Regions from separate parts of the Homo sapiens genome. Here region 1 is linked to region 2. A link is a loop called in an ENCODE intact Hi-C map of the cell type or tissue named here. Cell type or tissue: breast epithelium. All regions are shown on one strand. Each heading gives the region's core, and the rest is flanking DNA. Links, peaks and the distances in the headings are about the cores only.

Evidence for each region. Peaks named below come from ENCODE experiments on the same cell type or tissue, not always from the same donor. Only the 100,000 strongest peaks of a DNase experiment are listed, where the experiment ranks them.
Region 1: it touches region 2 in a loop (2.5-fold over the local background); 11 of 110 quality-filtered maps call a loop at or near these places.

What each region holds. Positions count from the first base shown.
Region 1 is chr11:563,473-575,256 of GRCh38, reverse strand. RASSF7 (Ras association domain family member 7) reads right to left here. Exons shown (of 6, transcript NM_003475.4): 5 at 11,779-11,784; 6 at 11,232-11,699. The coding sequence ends at 11,612. It overlaps LOC124902805 (translation initiation factor IF-2-like), which reads right to left and starts at 3,663. Exons shown (of 4, transcript XM_047428004.1): 1 at 3,613-3,663; 2 at 492-519; 3 at 1-40. The coding sequence starts at 3,663. It overlaps MIR210HG (MIR210 host gene), which reads left to right and starts at 6,800. Exons shown (of 2, transcript NR_038262.1): 1 at 6,800-6,905; 2 at 7,404-9,600. It overlaps MIR210 (microRNA 210), which reads left to right and starts at 7,059; the gene lies at 7,059-7,168. It also overlaps LOC143666. RefSeq lists enhancers at 5,118-5,868, 8,454-9,008, 9,009-9,563. In breast epithelium, for the core only: no CTCF peak of the experiment used is centred there; DNase peaks (open chromatin) are centred at 6,686 and 10,881; H3K4me3 peaks cover 1,760 bases; H3K27ac peaks cover 2,654 bases.
Region 2 is chr11:772,950-780,949 of GRCh38, reverse strand. It overlaps GATD1 (glutamine amidotransferase class 1 domain containing 1), which reads left to right and starts at 3,463. Exons shown (of 8, transcript NM_182612.4): 1 at 3,463-3,551; 2 at 5,808-5,884; 3 at 6,837-6,942; 4 at 7,321-7,428. The coding sequence starts at 3,488. It overlaps LOC124900301, which reads right to left and starts at 3,372. Exons shown (of 2, transcript XM_047427954.1): 1 at 3,255-3,372; 2 at 1-2,833. The coding sequence starts at 787. The coding sequence ends at 269. GATD1-DT (GATD1 divergent transcript) reads right to left here and starts at 3,372. Exons shown (of 2, transcript NR_126343.1): 1 at 3,255-3,372. RefSeq lists silencers at 2,963-3,062, 3,113-3,822, 3,833-4,042. In breast epithelium, for the core only: no CTCF peak of the experiment used is centred there; DNase peaks (open chromatin) are centred at 3,439 and 7,889; H3K4me3 peaks cover 4,023 bases; H3K27ac peaks cover 2,722 bases.

The DNA.
Region 1 (11,784 bases), core at 3,327-11,326, 210 kb after region 2:
TGCACTGCCCAAGAATGCTCACTGAGGAGCGTGTTCACGTCTCATCGTGGGTGTCTGTGTTTATTATGACAACTACCAGCAGCCCCCGAGGAGCAGCGACAGATGGAGGTCGGGGGCTCTAAGCTGAACACAGGCGGTCGGTCCTCCTTCCCAGGAGCCTCAGCGTGTGTGTCCGCAGGTGCCCCTTTATCTAGCGCCCTTGGGGGAATGGGACGTGTCAGAGGAGATGCAGTGGGCAGAGGCTGCACTGGATGAAGAGAACTATGTGGGAATCGCATGTGGGGTGTGACTGGGGACCAGTGCCTGAACTCTGGGACTCCAACTTGAAGAGGTTTGGAATCTGCAAAGGAGACTAGGAAGGGGCACAGGGGGTGCTAGGGGTGGGGGCCGGAGGACAAACCAGGAGAGGGGCTTCTGGAAGCCAGAGAGGGCGTGCACACACAGGCGGGGGAGGGAGCCTGGGTGCAGCAGGGTGGGCCACTGCGACTCACCGAGGGCCAGCGGCGCTGGGGCCAGGGGCTGGAGTTTGGAGAGTGAGCAGAGAGCACGCAGGGGCTGTGAACACCAACTTCTCTTTCAGGTCAATTTGCTGCAAAGGGGAAGGTAAAGGTGGAGGTAACTAAGGAGCAGGGCAAGAGAGGGGTGTGGTTTTCTGTAGGGTCCAGCCCTACGGGGGCTTAGCAGGTGTCCTCCCCGTGTGCAGAGACCAGAGATTGTAATAAAGACACGAGATAAAGAGCAGCTGGGCCCCGGGGGACCACTACCATCAAGACGTGGAGACCGGTAGTGGCCCTGAGCGCCTAGGTGCGCTGATATTTATTGCATACAAGACAAGGGGGCAGGGTAAGGAGGGTGAATCTTCTAAGTGATAAAGTGAAGCAAGTCACGTGATCATAGGACAGGGGGCCCTTCCCTCTTAGGCAGCCGAAGCAAAGAGAGAAGGCAGCATATGTCAGCATTTTCTTCTCTGCACTTAGAAGAACGATCAAAGACTTTAAGACTTTCACTATTTCTTCTACCGCTATCTACTACGAACTTCAAAGAGGAGCCAGGAGTACGGGAGGAGCATGAAAGTGGATAAGGAGTGTGATCATTCAAGCACCACAGGGAGGGGGTTAGGCCTCCGGATGACTGCAGGCCAGGCCTGGAGAATATCCAGCCTCCCACAAGAAGCTGGTGGAGCAGAGTGTTCCCTGACTCCTCCAAGGAAAGGAGACTCCCTTTCACGGTCGGCTAAGTAACGGGTGCCTTCCCAGGCACTGGCGTTACCGCTTGACCAAGGAGCCCTCAAGCGGCCCTTATGTTGGCGTGACAGAGGGCTCACCTCTTGCCTTCTAGGTCACTTCTCACAACGTCCCTTCAGCACCTGACCCTATACCCGCCGGTTATTCCTAGGTTGTATTAGTAATGCCACAAAGAGTAATATTAAAAGCTAATGACTAATATTTATAATAATGATTGATAATTTTCCATGATCATCTCTGTATCTAATTCGTATTAGGACTATTCTTATTCTATTTTCTTTATTATACTGAAACAGTTTGTGCCTTCAGTCTCTTGCTTCGGCACCTAGGTAATCTTTCGCCCACAGTTTTCTGTTTGCAATGGGAGAAATAACAGGCACTTATGGGTTCTGAAAATGCCCCTGCAGGAAGGAGGAGTGGATGGTGCCGACGACTGAGGAGGACTCTGGAGCAATCTATTCTCGGTGGGCCAGAGGGGCTGGGTGTCACTGCAGTCACCCAGGCCAGCCACCTGAACTCACGCACTTCAGTCTGTTTCTCAACCTCTGTGTGCCTCTGTGTCCTTGGCTGTGAAACAGGAATGTGGGTGCTCAGGCCTACCTCTTAGGTCACTGTGAGGACGAGATAGGTACGCCTCAGGTGGGGTCCAGTGTGATCAGCCAGCGGGCTGCGGGACCGCCCTCTGCCCTGCACCAGGCACCTCCCCTACCTTTACATGTGCCACGTGCCTGCCTGCTGGACACTAGATGCAGGGGCATCCACAGACACGCCGAGGCTCCTGGGAAGGAGGACGGGATGCCTGGGGGGCTGCTGGTAATTGTCATAATAAACACATGCACCCAGGCCAGGCACGGTGGCACTTGCCCTGTTATCCCAGCACTTTGGCAGGCCACAGCGGGAGGATCACTTGAGCCCAGGAGTTCCAACCTGGGCAACATGGTGAGATTTCCTTTCTACAAAAAAATTTAAAAAATTAGCCTGACATGGTAGTGCACACCTGTAGTCCCAGCTACTCGGGAGGCTGAGGTGGGAGGATTGCTTGAGACCAGGAGGTTGAGGCTGCAGTGAACCGCGATGGCACCACTGCACTGCAGCCTGGGTGACAGAGTGAGACCATGTCTCAAAAACAATAAAGCCGGGCATGGTGGCTCACACCTGTAATCCAGCACTTTCGGCTGAGGCAGGAGGGTTACCTGAGGTCAGGAGTTGGAGACCAACCTGGCCAACACGGTGAAACCCCATCTCTACTAAAACTACAAAAGTTACCTGGGCATGGTTACGCGTGCCTGTAGTCCCAGCTACTCGGGAGGCTGAGGCAGGAGAATGGCGTGAACCTGGGAGGCAGATGCTGCAGTGAGCCAAGATCGCGCCACTGCACTCCAGCCTGGGCAACAGAGTGAGACTCTGTCTCAAAAATAAATAAATGAATAAATAAACGCCAGGTGCGGTGGCTCACGCCTGTAATCCCAGCACTTTGGGAGGCCGAGGCGGGCGGATCACGAGGTCAGGAGATCGAGACCATCTTGGCTAACTGTCTCTACTAAAAAAAAAAAATACAAAAAATTAGCCGGGCGAGGTGGCGGGCGCCTGTAGTCCCAGCTACTCGGGAGGCTGAGGCAGGAGAATGGCGTGAACCCCCAGGGGGCGGAGCCTGCAGTGCCGAGATCACGCCACTGCACTCCAACCTGGGCGACAGCGAGACTCCGTCTCAAAAAAATAAAAAATAAATAAACACAGACATCCACATGGAGACATGAAGGACGTCCTCAGTGAGCATAATCCTTGGTCAGTGCACAACCAACCCAGGTATGTCAGACAGCACTCAGGCTCAGGTGTGAGAAGTATCTCCAGGCAGCTGCCCAGAGCCAAACTAGGCCCAAACTGTGCATAGGTGGTACTTGAGAGCATGAGAGCAGGGGCACATACCAATACCTCCTGACTCCCACCCCCACCGCTACCCACACACCTGACATAAAATGACTCCTTACCTGCTCGCACGTGGATAGATGCCTCACACACCAGCAGGCAGACACCTCCTGTATACAACCCCCTCATCAGTACTGTCACCTCCCCCGTACACTGACGGGTCACCCCCCAACCCCCATCACCTGCTAGTGTCAGTGTGCACACATGTGCATCCTGCCCACACAGCCTCACACAGACCTGTACTCTGAGGCTCCGGCCAGATTCCTGGTCGACACTGCCGTGTGCTGCCCCTGCCCCTTGCAGACGCAAGCATGGTGTGCATGCTCCTGGTGTGCACGGGAGGATGGAGCTGGGCTGGGAGCTCCCTTGCTTCTGTCCCGCCAGGCCAGCTTATCCCGGAGGGCCTAGCCCAGCCCCTTCCCACCCCTGCCCCCCACCCCACCATCAGGTCCGTGTGCACATACAGGGCTTGGTGGGCAATGAGCCCAGTCATCGCCCCCTGCTGAGACCCATCCCACTCCCAGCAGCAGGGAGCCCCAGAGCCAGGTGGATGCCTGGGGGAGGCAGGGGCAGGGGTGGCTGGAGGAGGTGGGTGGGGAGAGAACAAAGGAGTCAAAACTCTCAGAGCTGGGGGAGGGAACAGGCAGGGCTGCATTCTCTACCTAGGGAAGGCAGGTGTCTGTGTGTCCCAGGGCTGTCATATCAAACGGCCACAAACCAGAGCCCTTAGACAACAGAAAGGCATTCTCTCAGTCTGGAAGCCAGCAGTCAGAGATCCAGGCTGGCAGGGCCACCCTCCTTGTTGAGGATCTGGGGAGGTCCTTCTTCTCCCAGCTTCATCTCCAGGCGTTCCTTGGCTATGGCTTCCTATGGCCTCCCTCTGTGTCTGTGTCTCTTTTCTCTTTCTCTCCTTTTTTTTTGAGACAGAGTTTTGCTCTGTCGCCCAGACTGGAGTGCAGTGGTGCAATCTCTGCTCACTGCAGGCTCCGCCCACCGGGTTCACGCCATTCTCCTGCCTCAGCCTCCCGAGCAGCTGGGACTACAGGCGCCCGCCACCTCGCCCGGCTAATTTTTTGTATTTTTAGTAGAGACAGGGTTTCGCTGTGTTAGCCAGGATGGTCTCGATCTCCTGACCTCGTGATCCGCCTGCCTCGGCCTCCCAAAGTGCTGGGATTACAGGCGTGAGCCACCGCGCCCAGCCTTTTTTTTTTTTTTTTTTTTGTGACGGAGTCTTGCTCTGTTGCCCAGGCTGGAGTGCAATGGCGCGATCTCGGCTCACCTCAACCTCCACCTCCCAGGTTCAAGTGATTCTCCTGTCTCAGCCTCCCGAGTAGCTGGGATTACGGGCATGCATCACCACGCCCGGCTAATTTTGTATTTTTAGTAGAGACGGGGTTTCTCCATGTTGATCAGGCTGGTCTCGAACTCCTGATCTCAGGTGATCCACCCTCCTCGGCCTCCCAAAGTGCTGGGATTACAGGCATGAGCCACCGCGCCCGGCCTTCTCTCTTTTTTTGTGTTTTTTGTTTGTCTGTTTGAGACAGAGTCGTACTCTGTTGCCCATGCTGGAGTGCAGTGGCGTGATCTCAGCTCACTGCCAACCTCCCAGGTTCAAGCGATTCTCCTGCCTCAGCCTCCCAAGTAGCTGGGATTACAAGCTCACACTACCATGCCCGGCTGATTTTTTTGTATTTTTAGTAGAGATGGGGTTTCACTATGTTGGCCAGGCTGGCCTCAAACTCCTGGCCTCAGGTGATCTGCCCACCTCGGCCTCCCAGAGTGCTGGGATTACAGGCTTGAGCCACCACACCCGGCCTGTTTTCCCTGTCTTTTATAAGGACACTGATCATTGGATTTAGGGCCCACCCAGAAAGTCCAGGATGATCTCGTTTCAAGATGTTTCCCTTAATGACATCTGCAAAGATGCTTTCTCCCGATGAGGGCACATTTAGGAAGCCTGGGTATTAGGATGTGGATATATCTTCTTTTTGGCGGAGGGACCATCCCACTCACTACAGATGCTGAGAAAAGGTGCCTGTGAAATTGGCAGGACTGGGGGCAGAAGTGGGTTCACGTCAGCAGGGCACGACAGGAACACAGAGCTGCCCTGTCCTCTTGCCCCTTCTTGTCCCCTAGTCTGACTGCCCTAGGAGCCTCTGCCCTGCCATGAAGACGTGGGCCTTCTCAGGGACCCCACTGACTCTTAGAGGCTCCTTCACGACCCACAGGATCGAGGTCTTGCTGACCCCTGACCCCCAATAGAACCGAGTGGCTCCGTGATCCTCTGGGCACCTTCCCCATCCACAGGCAGCCACAGGTGCAAGGAGCCACTCGGTTCTATCGGGGGCCAAGGGTCAAGGGGTCAGCAAGACCTCGGTCATGTCTTGCTGATCATGTCTGAGTCACCCCAGACTCTGCATCTGAATTTTTGTCCCCAGCCTTCAAGCCCCTGAGGACATGGGCTGGTTCGGAAGCTCCCTGGGGCCCCAGCACTTTGCCGCCGGGGCTGGGGCAGGGGGCAGGCTGCGGCCCAGGCCTGCGCGGATGCCGAGGCAGGGAGGTCATGGGGCCAGGGGAGGACAAAGAGCAGGGCGGTGAGTTTAGGGCCAGGGAGCTGAGGGGAGACGGCCCGGGGCCGAGGACCAGGGTGACAGTGCCAAGGGGGGCCGGCGGCCAAATCTCCTTTGGCTGCCACTTTGGAGCCCCACCCCGGAGTCCGATACTTCCACGTCTGAAGCTGGCCCTGCGAGTCCTAACGAAGGTCAAACCGTCAAGGCTCCTTTGATTTTACACGTTTTCAGCGCACAGACAGGATTCTCTCGCCTCGTCCCCTCAAAGACCGGCACAGGGCTGCGAAGACCCCTGAGCCCTTGAGGCACCCCCTCCAGGCTCCAGAGGCTTCCGCGGAGACAGAGCGCGCAGGAGGGACCCAGAGCCCCCAAGGGCGCCCCGTGGGGGTCGCCAGGCAAACCAGGCAGAGCCAGAGCCCCCTCTTCGCCAGCAGGACGGACCCGGGCGTCCTTTGGGGACCCCAAGCCGCCCGGGGGGTGGTGCGTGCGTCCCGAGGACGCCGTGTCCGGGCCCGCGCAGGCCCCACCCGGGTCACGGCCCGGGATACGTGCGCCGGGCGCCCAGCGGGTTGGGGGGGGCGGGCCCGCGGGACGCGGGTGCGGGGCACGGAGGCGGCCGGGTCGTACCACCGCGCCGCGGGAAGAGGGGCAGCTCCCGGCCGGCCCTGCCGCCCCACGCACACCCGCGGGCGGAGGACCCGTCGCCAGGCTGCGCCCCACGCCCAGCCCGGAAGCCCCGCGAGCCCGGGCCATACCACCGCGCGGCGGGAGGAGGACCACCTCGGGCCGTACCATCCGCCCGGCCGGGGGACGCGCCCTGGCCCCGCCGCGCCCTCGCAGCTGGCGCCCCGCAGGCCCCGCCCGGCAGGTGCCGCCCCTCCCCGGGCAGACGTGCAGAAAAGAACGCGCCGGCCTCGCCCGCGAAGGGCCGCGCGGCGGTGGGCGGGGCGTCGCGAACCCCCCTCGCGCCCACTGGCTGCGTTGCGGTAGGGCGGGCCCGGCTAGGCCGGCCATTGGCTGAGGGACCAGGTCATTTGCATACGGGGCTGGGCGTGGAGCCGCGGGGCCCGGGGCCGGTCGGGTCGGGCCGGGGGGCGAGAGGGTGCCAGCGGCCGCAGCTGAAGTTGGGCCGAGAGCCGGCGACGGCCCCGCGCCGGGGTCGCAGGTGACGCGCGAGGGATCCCAGGTTGGCGGGCGGGGCGCCCCTCAGAGGCCGCCCTCCCGCGGGGGCTGCGGGGGGTCGGGCTGGGCAGGCGCGGCGGGGCTCGGACGCCCAAGTTGGAGGGGACGGGGGTGGGGTCAATCCCTCCGCCCGCCCACCCGGCAGTGCCTCCAGGCGCAGGGCAGCCCCTGCCCACCGCACACTGCGCTGCCCCAGACCCACTGTGCGTGTGACAGCGGCTGATCTGTGCCTGGGCAGCGCGACCCTCCTGGCCCCGTGTCCGGGTCTGGCGGGCAGGCGAGCGGCCACACGGGGACGCGAGGGCAGCTGGATACCGTGGGGAGGGGGTGCCCTATGGACGGGGTGTGCCTGTCTGGCCAGCAGGGACGGCGGGTGGGGGTAAGCGAAATCATTCGGGGGCTTTGCTGCCCTCCGCTTGGTGGGGCTGAGGCTGGGCCAGATACCCTCTTGGAGGGAACTTTCTTTTCCTTGTGTGTCCAGGGTACCAGTGTGCGGAGTTCCTGTTGCCAAGCTGAAGGTGGCCCTGGGCAGGCACAGGTGTGGTCATATCTTCAGCCAACAGGACCATCCTCCGGAGGGCCACCTCTGGGGACTTCCTACGGGAAGAGAGTGACAGATTTGGTGCTTCTGTGTGTTTCTGCCGCTTCAGTGGGGCCGCTGCGGGAGACAGCGGGTGGATCCTCCAGCAGCCTGTCTGCTGAGCCTGCCTTCTCAAGTCTACTGTTAAAATCAGGACCGGGTCGTGTCCGAGCCTACAGGCCCTGTCTCCGCTCCCCAGGCCTGCAGGAGTTGAGGGCTGCACCTGCTCGCTGGAGAGGGAGAGGCAGATTTAGTGGACGCCTGGCATGGACTCGGACTGGCCTTTGGAAGCTCCCTGCCCTGACGGGGTTGCCTGTCACCACTGCGAAGTGAGGCTTGGCAGGACCTGCACCTGAGAAAGGCTGTGTGTGGTCTTGGGGTCCACACCTGCAGAGCTAACTTACTGCCAGACGGCGACTTACTGTGGGCCACCCTCAGTGAACCGGGGTGTCCTCAGCTGGCCCTACAGAGCACTTCTGTGCTGGGGATGAGTAGGAACTCTGGGCGAGGAGGGTCCCAGCGCCGCCCCTCGATACAGCCTGGCTCTGCCCTCTGCCCGTACTTACACCAGGTGGGATCCCTGCCCTGCATTGCCTGGGGATTGGCTGGGCTTGGGCCCGCCCTGCTGTGGAACTGGATGTTTTCAGGGAGCCCAGCCTTTCCTCATGTCAACACAGTTCACAATATAGTTTTCAAAGTACAGTTTAAAACTCAAAAGTAAACTTTTCAGCAACTCAAAGGTTTGCTGAGTGATCTGAAGCACTCTGGCCACTTTTTGGGGCCATGGGATTTGGTTCACCTGAAACAGCCAGTGAGAGGCCGGGTGTGGTGGCTCACACCCGTAATCCCAACACTTCAGGAGGCAGACGCGGGTGATCGCTCACTTGAGATCAGGAGTTCAAGACCAGCCTGGGCAACATGGTGAAACCTCGTCTCTACTAAAAATACAAAAATTAGCTAGGCATGGTGGTGGGCACCTGTAATCCCAGCTACTTGGAAGGCTGAGGCAAGAGAATCGCTTGAACCTGGGAGGTGGAGGTTGCAGCGAGACGAGATTACGCCGCTGCACTCCAGCCTGGGTGACGAGAGACTCTGCCTCAAAAAAATAAAAAAATGAAACAGCCAGTGAGGAGGAAGGCTCCCCGCCTTCCCCCCGCCGGAACATAGCCATAGCTGCTGCTGGGACACCCTCTTGGTGGGGAAGAAGGCTGGTTAGCTTCATCAGAGCCAGCAGCAGCAGACCAGGGACGGGCACCTAGGCAGTGGCCTCAGAGTGAACAGGAGTTCCTCAGAAACACACACAGGGACGGCGTGGCGCATGCTCTGCCAGCTCCATGCCTCCTTCCCATTGTGGGGCTGGGGTACGTAGGGCAGAGCTCATGACCTCCGGGAGGACATGGGGGTGGGCTCTGGATGGCACCTGGCATTGCCCCCTGCTGGCCTATGTGACGGTGTGGAGGGCTGGTCACAGAGGTACGACCATCCCTCCAGAATGTGGGTCGGGGCTGTGGATGGAGGAGTAGGCCCCTCATATCCCAGGCCTGCTGCCCAGGCACAACCCACTTGGCCTATGCATTCCAGGCTCCATCCCATGTGACTCTGGGCTTAGCCCCTTCTGGGGCCACAGGTCAGGCAGGTCCAGGCCCCAAGGACCTCCCAGTGACAGGCGACTGTGAGCTGGGCAGACAGGAGTGAAGTCAGGTGGGGGTTCTGGCTTGCTGACACCAGCGTTTGGAGCCTCCTGCTGCTGCCTGGCTTCCCTGCATTCCCTGTTCCCTGCCTCAGGCAAGAAATAACCAAGCCGAGTTGCCTCTGCACAGCAGTGAGCTCCTGGTGGCCCTGGCTTCTGGGGAGCCCTGTGGATGGCTTCCTTGCCCAAGTCCAGGCCTTCTTGTTCCCTTTGTGTGCTCCAGAGAAAGGGGGCAGCACCAGATCCAGATCCAGGGCCAACCAACAGAAAGCTGAGTCCATCCCAAACTCGCCCATTCTCAGAGCACAAAGACCCCATGATCTAGGGCAAACTTGTCCAACTGTTGGCCCATGGAACAGCTTTGAATGCAGCCCAACACAAATCTATAAATTTTCTTAAACATTGTGAGTTGTTTTTTGTTGTTATTTTGAGACAGAGTCTCGATCTGTCGCCCAGGCTGGAGTTAGTGGCCCAATCTCGGCTCACTGCAAGCTCCGCCTCCTGGGTTCACGCTCGTCTCCTGCCTCAGCCTCCCGAGTAGCTGGGACTACAGGCGCCCGCCAACACGCCTGGCTAATTTTGGTATTTTTAGTAGAGACGGGGTTTCACCACGTTAGCCAGGATGGTCTTGATCTCCTGACCTTGTGATCTGCCCGCCTCGGCCTCCCAAAGTGCTGGGATTACAGGTGTGAGCCACCGTGCCTGGCCAACATTGTGAGTTTTTTTTACGATTTTTTTTTTAAAGCTTATCAGCTATCATTACTGTATTCCATGTATGGCCCATGTATGGCCTCAGTGTATTCCAATGTGGCCCAGGGAAGCCAAAAGATTGGACACCCCTGACCTAGGGCATCCCCATCCTCTGCCTTCCCATGCATGGCTGTACCCAGGTATAGGGGTCCTCCACATTCTGCTCAACACAAAAGATTTCTCCAGCCCCAACCATGGATCCTGGAGCTGGGAGTGTATGGCTTACCCTTAGAACCAGGAGAGGTGACAGCTAGCCCAAGGGCCCAGGCAGGGGCTGGGCTGTGGACACAATTTTTTTTTATTTTGGAGACAGAGTCTTGCTCTGTCACTAAGGCTGGAGTGCAGTGGAGTGATCTTAGCTCACTGCAACCTCTGCCTCCCAGGTTCAACTAATTCTCCTGCCTCAGCCTCCCAAGTAACTGGGATTACAGGTGCATGCCACCACACCCGGTTTTGTTTTTTTTTTTTTTTGACAGAGTCTTGCTTTGTTGCCCAGGCTGGAGCACAGTGGCGCGATCTCGGCTCACTGCAAACTCCGCCCCCCGGGTTCACGCCATTCTCCTGCCTCAGCCTCCCGAGTAGCTGGAACTACAAGCACCCTCCACCACGCCCGGCCAATTTTTTGTATTTTTAGTAGAGACGGGGTTTCATCATGTTGGCCAGGCTGGTCTCAAACTCCTGACCTCAGGTGATCCGCCTGCCTCAGCTTCCCAAAGTGCTGGGATTACAGGCGTGAGCCACCATGCCTGGCCCCTGCCCTGATTTCAAAGCTGCAAGCTCAGAGCAGACATTTCACACCCACCTGGAGAAGAGGAGGCAGCCCCTGCCCACTGGTACCCATACCCTCCCTGGGGTGGTGAAGCAGCCTGGGACTGGCTGACCTGAGTGTGGGATCCACCCCCACAAGTTCTCAGTAAACCTGACGGGCGGGTCTAGCTTGTCCTGACGTCCTCAGTTCCCGCTGCTGGCGGGGCACAGGCAACATGACAGAGAGTCAGGTGGGAGGGGGTCCAGACAAATGCCTGGGACAGTCAGGCCAGGCTGAACCAGCAGGCCCACCAGGCTGGGGCCCTCACAGGAGAGCCCCTGGGGTTAGGTGAGGCAGAGCAGATGGAATGTGGAGCTCAGGAAGCCCCAGCCCTGGGCCCTACTGAGCACCCTGAGGGATCCTATTCTCAGATACTCCAGCTGTGGTGAGCCCCAGGTGTGTCAGGGTACTGCTCAGTGGCACCCCATGGAGGCTCAAGTTCAAGACCTCAGACCCTGCCCAGCGCAGCCTCCACACACACTCAAGCTGCTTCGGGCAGTTTATTGAGGTTTTCACGTTGGGGTAGGGGAAGTGGCACACACATGCTCTTGCTGTGTACACACAGTGAAGGACCTCTCCCGCAGGCAAGCACATGCCCACAGCTTGAGCACACTGTCCATGCATCTCCTGTCCCCAACAGGCAGTCGTGGCCTTTGGGGCCTGGCAAGTTCCGAGCTGGCTACGCCCCATGCTTCTCCAGGGTGCTGGCGACCTGGCAAGGACTAGGGCAGTCCCCCACTGCACCCCCAGCTCCTGAGGCCAAACCCAGGGCTTCCCACTGCCTGGCAGAGGAGCCCTCTGTGACCGCCAACTCTCCTTCTGTGGTCCGGGCAGGATGGTCTTGCAGCCCTCACTAGGCTGTCACAGAGCCTGGGGCTGGGCTGCCAGAGGACACCACTCTGGGGCAGGAGCTGCTGCTACCTCCAGGAGTTCTGCGTCATGGGGGCCACTGCGGGAGGACACAGGCTGAGGTGGCTGCAGCCACAGGAGGGCCCGGTGCCCCAGGGGGAGGTGGGGCACAGACATACCCTCGG
Region 2 (8,000 bases), core at 1-8,000:
GGCCTCCCAAAGTGCTGGGATTACAGGCGTGAGCCACCATGCCTGGCCAAACACTACACTATTTTATAGCAGGGACTTGAGCATCTGCAGGGGTCCTGGAATCAATTCCGCATGGATACTGAGGGACATCTGTACATCTGAGTCTGTGAGTCTCTGAGGCGGTGCTTCTGGTGCCCATGGACTTCGAGGGATGGTTAGGAGTTTGATAAGCGGAGGGAAGAGTAGCAAGTGCAAAGGCTGCAAGGGAAAGGCTCAGCATGCCCCGAATTCACCAACCAAGGCAGCAGGGGTGATGGGAGGTCCTGTGGCATGGGCCAGCCCCGAAGGGCAGACATCTCCAGGAACGGCCCCTCTCCCACCCATCCTTGGATTCCAGCACGTGCAAGTTCTGAAGGCAGGAAACGGAACAAAACCTTTTCACTGCTGATGACATGTCCTGTGACCCTCCCACACTGTGAGTCTCTCGGTCTCCAAACAAAGGCAAGACCCCAGGTTCCAGGGAATTGCCACTTGCTCTGGCAGAGCTGCTGATGCTCAGCACCCAACCCTGCTCTGCTGGGGCACTCACTGTGAGACGCGTCCGAACTCCACGGTCAAGGGGCAGGCGGTGAGCCCCACGCCAGGACTTGACACGAAGCTGGACAATGGCTGAGGAAGGAGGCTCAGTAGCGTGGGATGGTGAGGCGGGCGGTCCAATAGGCACAACCCTGGACACCCCACAGTGGGGCCAGGGACCCACATCAGTGACGCCGTTACCCCCAAGTCTGGGCCCCTTCCCAGGAGGCATCACCCGGACTGGGCTGCTGACTGCAGACCTCAGGTGCTCTGCCCATGGCTCCCCAATAGCTGCCCAATCATGCCCAGGTGTCCTGTCACCTGGCCCAATGTCAGCCCTAAACAGGGCCTGAGGAGCACCCTTTCCCACCAGCCAGGGGTAGAGAGGCGGGGAGCAGAGGCTGGCCTCTTGGAGCGGGGGAGATAGCAGTACCCTGGAAGCACCCTTTCCCACCTGCTGGGGATAGAGAGGCGCGGAGCAGAGGCTGGCCTCTTGCAGGGGAGGAGATGGCGGCACCCTGGGTGGGCACACAGGGTTGGGGGCTGCTGCGGAGTAGCGGAGCAGCAACAGACCACCTGGGGGCACCCACACTCCAGGGCTCAGCAGTGAGGGTACAAGGGTGATCTTGCCCACAGGAGACTCGGGACGCCTAGGAACTTCGGGTGCGGTTCCTGCCTCCTGGCTGGCTGCTGCCCTTGGGCTGATGCTATGGCTTGCTGGTGGGGCCCTGGCTGGCCACCCTGACTCCGAATGCCATGAGGGACATGCACTTTCCCAGGATTGGCTGTGCCGGGAACCAGCGATGCCCACACACAGACATGACACCTTGGACTACGGTGGGGACCCAAGGGTACACTAGGGGGCACACCACCTGTGGACACAGGTGCACACACACGCATTAGACTTGCCGCCAGCGTGAGGGCCAAGCCTGGCTTCCAGCTTCCTCCTCCATACTGCTGTTCTAACTTGGGGGAGGGGAAGAGGAATGGGGAGGGGGCTGCTGCAGACTCAGCCCTGCACCTGTGGCTGGTCCAGCTCAGCTCCATCAGGGACACCTTGGGGCCAGTGCAGGTGGGGCTGGGCAAGCAGGTAGACCTGCTCCAACCTGCCCCTCCTGCTCCCGGGTTTGAGGCCCACAGTGTGTGTCTGTGGGGGACAAGATCCTGTGCAGATCCAGAAAGCTCTCCAAGCGGCTAGGCCCAGCCTGTGGTGTGACCGCAGGCCTGCGAGGCTTCAGACACCTCCATCCACTAACACCCCCACCCACCTAACACTGGACACTCACTCAGCTCCGTCCTCTGCTCCCTAACCCAACTCTCGGCCTTGCCTGTACCAGGAGCTCCCAGCTCCCACTTCCCCTGTGGTGGGAGGGCTCTGTGTCAGGTGAGGCAGGGTGCACTGCTTGTCTGACGGGGGTCAGGGACCCTTCTCCAGGCTGGGCCAGGGGGAGCCAGAGGCCAGTGGCTTTTTTTTTTTTTTGAGAAGGAGTCTCAATCTGTCGCCCAGGCTGGAGTGCAGTGGCGCAATCTTGGTTCATTGCAACCTCTGCCCCCGCTGGGTTCACGTGATTCTCCCGCCTCAGCCTCCCAAGTAGCTTGGATGACAGGTGCTGCCACTGCTAATTTTTGTATTTTTCTTAGTAGAGACGGGGTTTCACCATCTTGGCCAGGCTGGTCTTGAACTCCTGACCTCGTGATCCACCCGCCTGGGCCTCCCAAAGTGTTGGGATAACAAGCGTGAGCCACCGCGCCCGGCGGAGGCCAGTGGTTTTCAGGGGGTGTGACCCACAGAATTCCTCACCTTGGCTGTTCCCAACCATGACGGTTCCCCTGGTTGGAGCAGAGGCTTGGTGGGACCTTCATACTGGCAGCAGGGGGCCAGGGACCTGGGCGGCCCGCTCGCCTGCTGGCTCTGTCTCAAGCGCCCTTTTGGCCTCAAAGGGTGCCTGCCTGTCTGCCAACCACTCCACGTGGTCTCACCCCCTCCAACTACAGTCTAAGGAAAAACTGCTTCAGGCCAGGCGCGGTGGCTCACGCCTGTAGTCCTCGCACTTTGGGAGGCCAAGGCAGGCAGATCGCTTTAGATCAGGAGTTCGAGACCAGCTTGGACAACACAGTGAGACCCCCTCTCTACCCAAAACACAAAAAAATTAGCTGGGCGTGGTGGAGTGTGCACCTGGGGTCCCGGTTGCTCAACAGGCTGAGGTGGGAGGATCGCTTGAACACGGTAGGCAGACGCTGTAGTGAGCCGAGATCACGCCACTGCACTCCAGAGGCCCTGTCTCAAAAAAAAAAAAAAAAAAAGAAAAACTGCTTCAATTCTCCTCACCAAAGCCAGCACGCCCGAGGTGTCCCCATCTCAGGAAGTGACACTCCGTCCTCCCAGGAGCTCAGCCCGACGCCCCACAACCCTGCAGGCCTCCCCGCGACGCCCCCGTCCTGGGCCGGCGGAGCCCACCCCGCCTCCTGGACCCCGCCGTCCCCCTCCTAGTCTCCGGGGACACCCGGAGCTTCTGACCCCGCAGCCCCCCGGTCTCCCCTGCTCCTCGGGTGTGGCCACCGGAACACCACGGGCACCTTCGCGCCCCGACACCGCCGCCTGGCTCTGCTGATGCCCGCGCCCCCACCCCAGGCCAAGAGCCCTACCCCGCGCGCGCTCAGACTGCGCATGCGGCCGGGGAGGACCCTCGCGACCCTACCTATTGGCCCCTGCCAGGCTCGGATGCCGAACCCGCCGGGGCCAAAGCAGGCGCGACCTGCGACCGCCCGGGCGCGCGGAGCGGCGGGCAGCCCAGCCGACCCGGACCGGGTACGAACGCGCAGGCGCCCAGTCCCACCCGGCTCCGCCCCCGGCCGCCAGGGCACGTGACCCGCGAACTCCCGGGCGCGCCCAGACGCCGCGCACGCGCAGACCCAGCGCCGAGCCCGAGCCATGGCGTCCGAGCGGCTCCCTAACAGGCCCGCCTGTCTGCTCGTGGCCAGCGGCGCCGCCGAAGGTGAGGCCCGGCGGCCGGGGCCAGTGTCCGAAGAGCGTCCGCGAGGGGGCTGCCCGGGGCGGGAGGTTCGGGACACGGTGGGCGCGCGTCACGTGGCGCCGGAGGCCGAGGCCGCTGGGGGCGCCGGGCAGGGGCCGGGGGAGGGCGGAGCGGGGTCGGTGTCGGGATGGAGCTCGGGGCGGGGACGGGGGCGGGGGTGGGGTCGCGGGTTGGTGGGATGGAGCTCGGGGCGGGGTCGGGGGGTCGTGATGGATCCCGGCGCCGCGTCGCTCCTCCGAGTCTCGTCTGCCCGGCGAGGCGGCCCGGGCCCGACGTTTCTAGCGGAGGGAGCCGCGTGCCTGGGCCTGGTCTCTGAGGCCGCTGCGCTGCGAGAGGGGAGCCCGGGTGTGGGGAGGGGCCATTCCGGGAGTTGACCCAGCTCTGAGGTCGGGCGGCCGCGGGGACCCTGACCTTCTGAGCCACCGGCTTCTGAGGAGACCCGGAGCCCCCTCCTGGAGAAGGCGCCCCGCGGCCCCCGTCCTGGGGCAAGGGTACCAGGGCAGTACTGGCCTGGGGCTCACGCGGGTCGGAGCGCAGCGGGGTGCGTCCCCTGGCGCTGAGCCTGCAGGGTCTCAGGGCAGCAGGGGAGGGATGAGCAGCGGAGCACGAGGGTGCCTGGCCTTGTTCTGAGCCTTTTGGAGAGGGAAGTGAGCAGCCCAAGGTCACCGCACCACGGAGAGGTGGGGGCCGGGGTTGCGACCCAGGGGTCTGCCTCTTGAAGTCTGTAGCTCCTCAAGTGTGGACGGGGAGATGGGGCTGTGGGGTTGTGGCGTCACGATGTGCTGAGCTCCAGGGGTCCTGAGTGATGCCCCCAGACTGCGGGTGGGAGGAGCCTCGAGTGGGGTTCAGTCCTGGGGGGGTGGGTTGGGGCTTGTTTCCAGAGCAGGTAGGCGTGAGGAGGTCCGGCATGTTGAGGACGTGGGGTCTTAGCGCCAGCAGGCTGGGGGCAGCACTTCAGGAGGCCGGAAGGGCGGGCAGCTGGGGGAACAGAGCCTGCGGCAGTCTACTGGGCACTTTGTTTTTCCTCGATAAGTGGACATTTTACAGTGAATATGTATTAACTTATATAAGAATGAAGAGTCTGGGCGCAGTGGCTCACGCCTGTAATCCCAGCACTTTGGGAGGCTGAGGCGGGCGGATCACGAGGTCAAGAGATCGAGACCATTCTGGCTAAAACAGTGAAACTCCGTCTCTACTAAAAGTACAAAAATTAGCTGGGCGTGGTGGCACCCTCCTGTAGTCCCAGCTACTCGGGAGGCTGAGGCAGGAGAATTGCTTGAGCCTGGAAGGTGGAGGTTGCAGTGAGCCGAGATCGCACCACTGCACTCCAGCCTGGCGACAGACCGAGACTCCGTCTCAAAAAAAAAAAAAAAAAAAAAAAAAGAATGAAGATAAAAATGAAGCTGAGGGATTGGGCCCCAGAGTTAAAATAAATGTAGAGAGATACAGCTCACGCTACTTTGGAATAAACTTGTAAGTGCTCTCCGGCAGGCAGGGTGGGCGGGGCTGTGTCCTTCCCCTGGTAGGACAGAGGCCCCCAGAGCCTTCTGGATTGGGTGTGGTGTGTTGAGTTTCTTTTTTAAAAGTTTTTTGAGGGGCCGAAGGATGCTAGGAAGAGCTGGCGGGGGAGGGGTATAATCCCAGAACCCTTGTGAGGAAAGGGTCCCTCTGAGCGGCTTCCCTGGAAGGGGTGAGGGGGGGCCAGGACACTTCTGCGTTCTCCATGGTGCCTGAGGGCCTGAGTCCCTGGTGGTTCAGTGAGAGGATGAGCTGAACTCTGTGACCCTCACACCCGGGTTTGCCTTTCAGAAAGGTCTCTCGTGGCTCTGTTAGCACTAGGATGAGGCTGGGGTGTGGGAGTGGCATGGACAGTTGAGGTGGGCTGCATCCTCTCCCAGCTTCTGGCTGAGGCTGGAGGTGACAGTGCCAGGCTGGGGAAAGAGCCCGCCATGGGGGATGCAGGCCCGGGGATGGCCTACCGTTCTGGCAGACCTGGCTGTGCCCCTCTGACTCATGCCTTCCCAGCTTCCTTCTCCTGGACGTGAATGGGTGGCTGGCCCTGCCCCAGGGCTTCAAGTAGTCGTTCTTGGGTGTAGGGGAGAGGGCTGCTCCTCAGCGTGTTCTGGGGTCAGTCGAGGCCATGGGGGTGTCTGGGTAGCCCCCTGAGGCGGGGCACGCTAGTCCTGTCGAGCCCACACTCACTGGGACCTTCTGCAGGTGTGTCGGCCCAGTCCTTCCTCCACTGTTTCACGATGGCCAGCACCGCCTTCAACCTGCAGGTGGCCACCCCTGGGGTAAGTCCAGCCTCTCCTTCCCCACTGGACACTTGGGGTCTGTCTCCACCTCTCCGGGGGCAAGGTCAGGAGACTGCCGCCGCGGCCTGGGAGGAGTGGGGAGCCCCTGCAGTTGGTGGAGGGGTGAAGAGTCTGTAACCAAACCCTGGTGGCGTCCCCCTGTCCCAGTCCCCATTTCCTGGGCTCTGATCCCCCATCTGTGATGAGGGAGACCTTTTCTTTTCCTTTTTTTTTTGAGATGGAGTTTCGCTCTTGTTGCCCAGGCTGGAGTGCGGTGGTGCGATCTCGGCTCACCACAACCTCCGCCTCCCGGGTTCAAGCAGTCCTCCTGCCTCAGCCTCCCGAGTAGCTGGGATTACAGGCATGCGCCACCACGCCCAGCTCATTTTGTATTTTTAGTAGAGATGGGTTTTCACCGTGTTGGCCAGGATGGTCTCGAACTCCCAACCTCAGGTGACCCACCCGCCTCGGCCTCCCAAAGTGCTGGGATTATAGGCGTGAGCCTCTGCACCCAGCCCAAGGGAGACCTTTTTGCTGTGGGTCTGTGCTTCTGCACGTGTGTGAGGAGGAGACCAAGGCGCAGCCCTGGTGTGAGGGGCACATGTTTCCACTGGGAGGAATTCTCCACCCTCTGATCGTGGGGGACCCAGGGATATCAGATGTACATAAGTCATAGTAAGGATGCATTATGTATTTGTCACTGCGGGTTTTTGTTTATTTATTATGTATAAAAATTTTTGGTTGGTGGGTTGGCTAGGAAATAAACCACTGAGGCTGCTGCTGGGACAGGCTCCCCGACCCTGGGAGATCCCGTGAAGGAGGCTGGGTGGTCGGGGGCCTTTGTGCCTCAGGGGGATGCTGTTGGGTCCCTTGTCAGCTTTTTCAGGCTCCCTCTGAGCCGACAGGGATATCCCTGGTGCTGACCCTCGGCCCCTGGGCTCTGCTTCTCCAGGGGAAAGCCATGGAATTTGTGGATGTGACTGAGAGCAATGCACGCTGGGTGCAAGACTTCCGCCTCAAGGCTTACGCCAGCCCCGCCAAGCTCGAGTCCATCGATGGTAGGCCCGGGACCCACTCCTTGGGGGTGGGGTGCCTGGGACCTTGGAGGGTCAAGGGTTCCAGATAGGTTTGGGGTCTTAGTGAGCTCCCTAGCTCAGCCCCTGAAGCCCTGTGACCATTTGGGGCAGCCTCCAGCCCCACATCCTGGGCCCCAGAGTTTCTGAGCCCCTCTGGGGAGGAGAGTTGGTGAGTGTGTGGAGACAGGAAAGTCAGGGGGGCCCTTGGGAGCTGTAGCCCATGGAGGAAAAGGGACAGATGACATCACCAGGCTGGCTGGTCCCTGTGGAGGGTCTGTCCTGGCCACGCACTCGGGCCTGGTCCTGCAGGTAGTCTCACTTTGACATGTGGCTGCTACCTGGTTTGTGGTCTCCCCCCAGGTGCCCGGTACCATGCCCTCCTGATCCCCAGCTGTCCTGGGGCCCTGACCGACCTGGCCAGCAGTGGCTCCCTGGCCCGTATCCTGCAGCACTTCCACTCTGAGAGCAGTAGGTGACCCCTGGGACCCAGGGGAGGGGTTGGATGTGCAGTGTCACAAGAAATGGGTCTCCCACCAGCAGAAGAGAGGTGGGAAGACTCCAGGTAGGCGTTTCTGGATCTCTGGTCAGTGGCCACTGCAGTGGTTGTGGGCAGGAGGCAGGGACTGCCCCTTCCCCCGACACACACAGACTTTGTCGTCTCCTGGTGACCATCTTGCAGGCCTCTGGGTGGGCTCCCGAGGGTGGGTGGCCATGCCCTCCTGAGCAAGGCAGGACACCGGCCTGATTCCTTCTGGGAAAGCCTGGCATCCAGGGCTGGGCTTGGGGCTCAAGGCCAGCAGGGGTGCAGGGAGGAAGGCTGTTTGAGGAGACCTGGCAGCTGCCCCGGCTCCGGGTTGGGCTGTGATGAGTGTGTCCACTGGCCGGGGTGGACAAGCCAGCGCTCTACACAGCACCCTTTGTGTGTTGGAGTGGGGCCGCCGTCCCCAGCATGGCCTGGACAGGCAGCAATTGTTTGTGGCCACCTCAGCCGTGGGAACACACTCAGCCTTTCGGATGGAGCCAGGATGTCCCCACTGCAA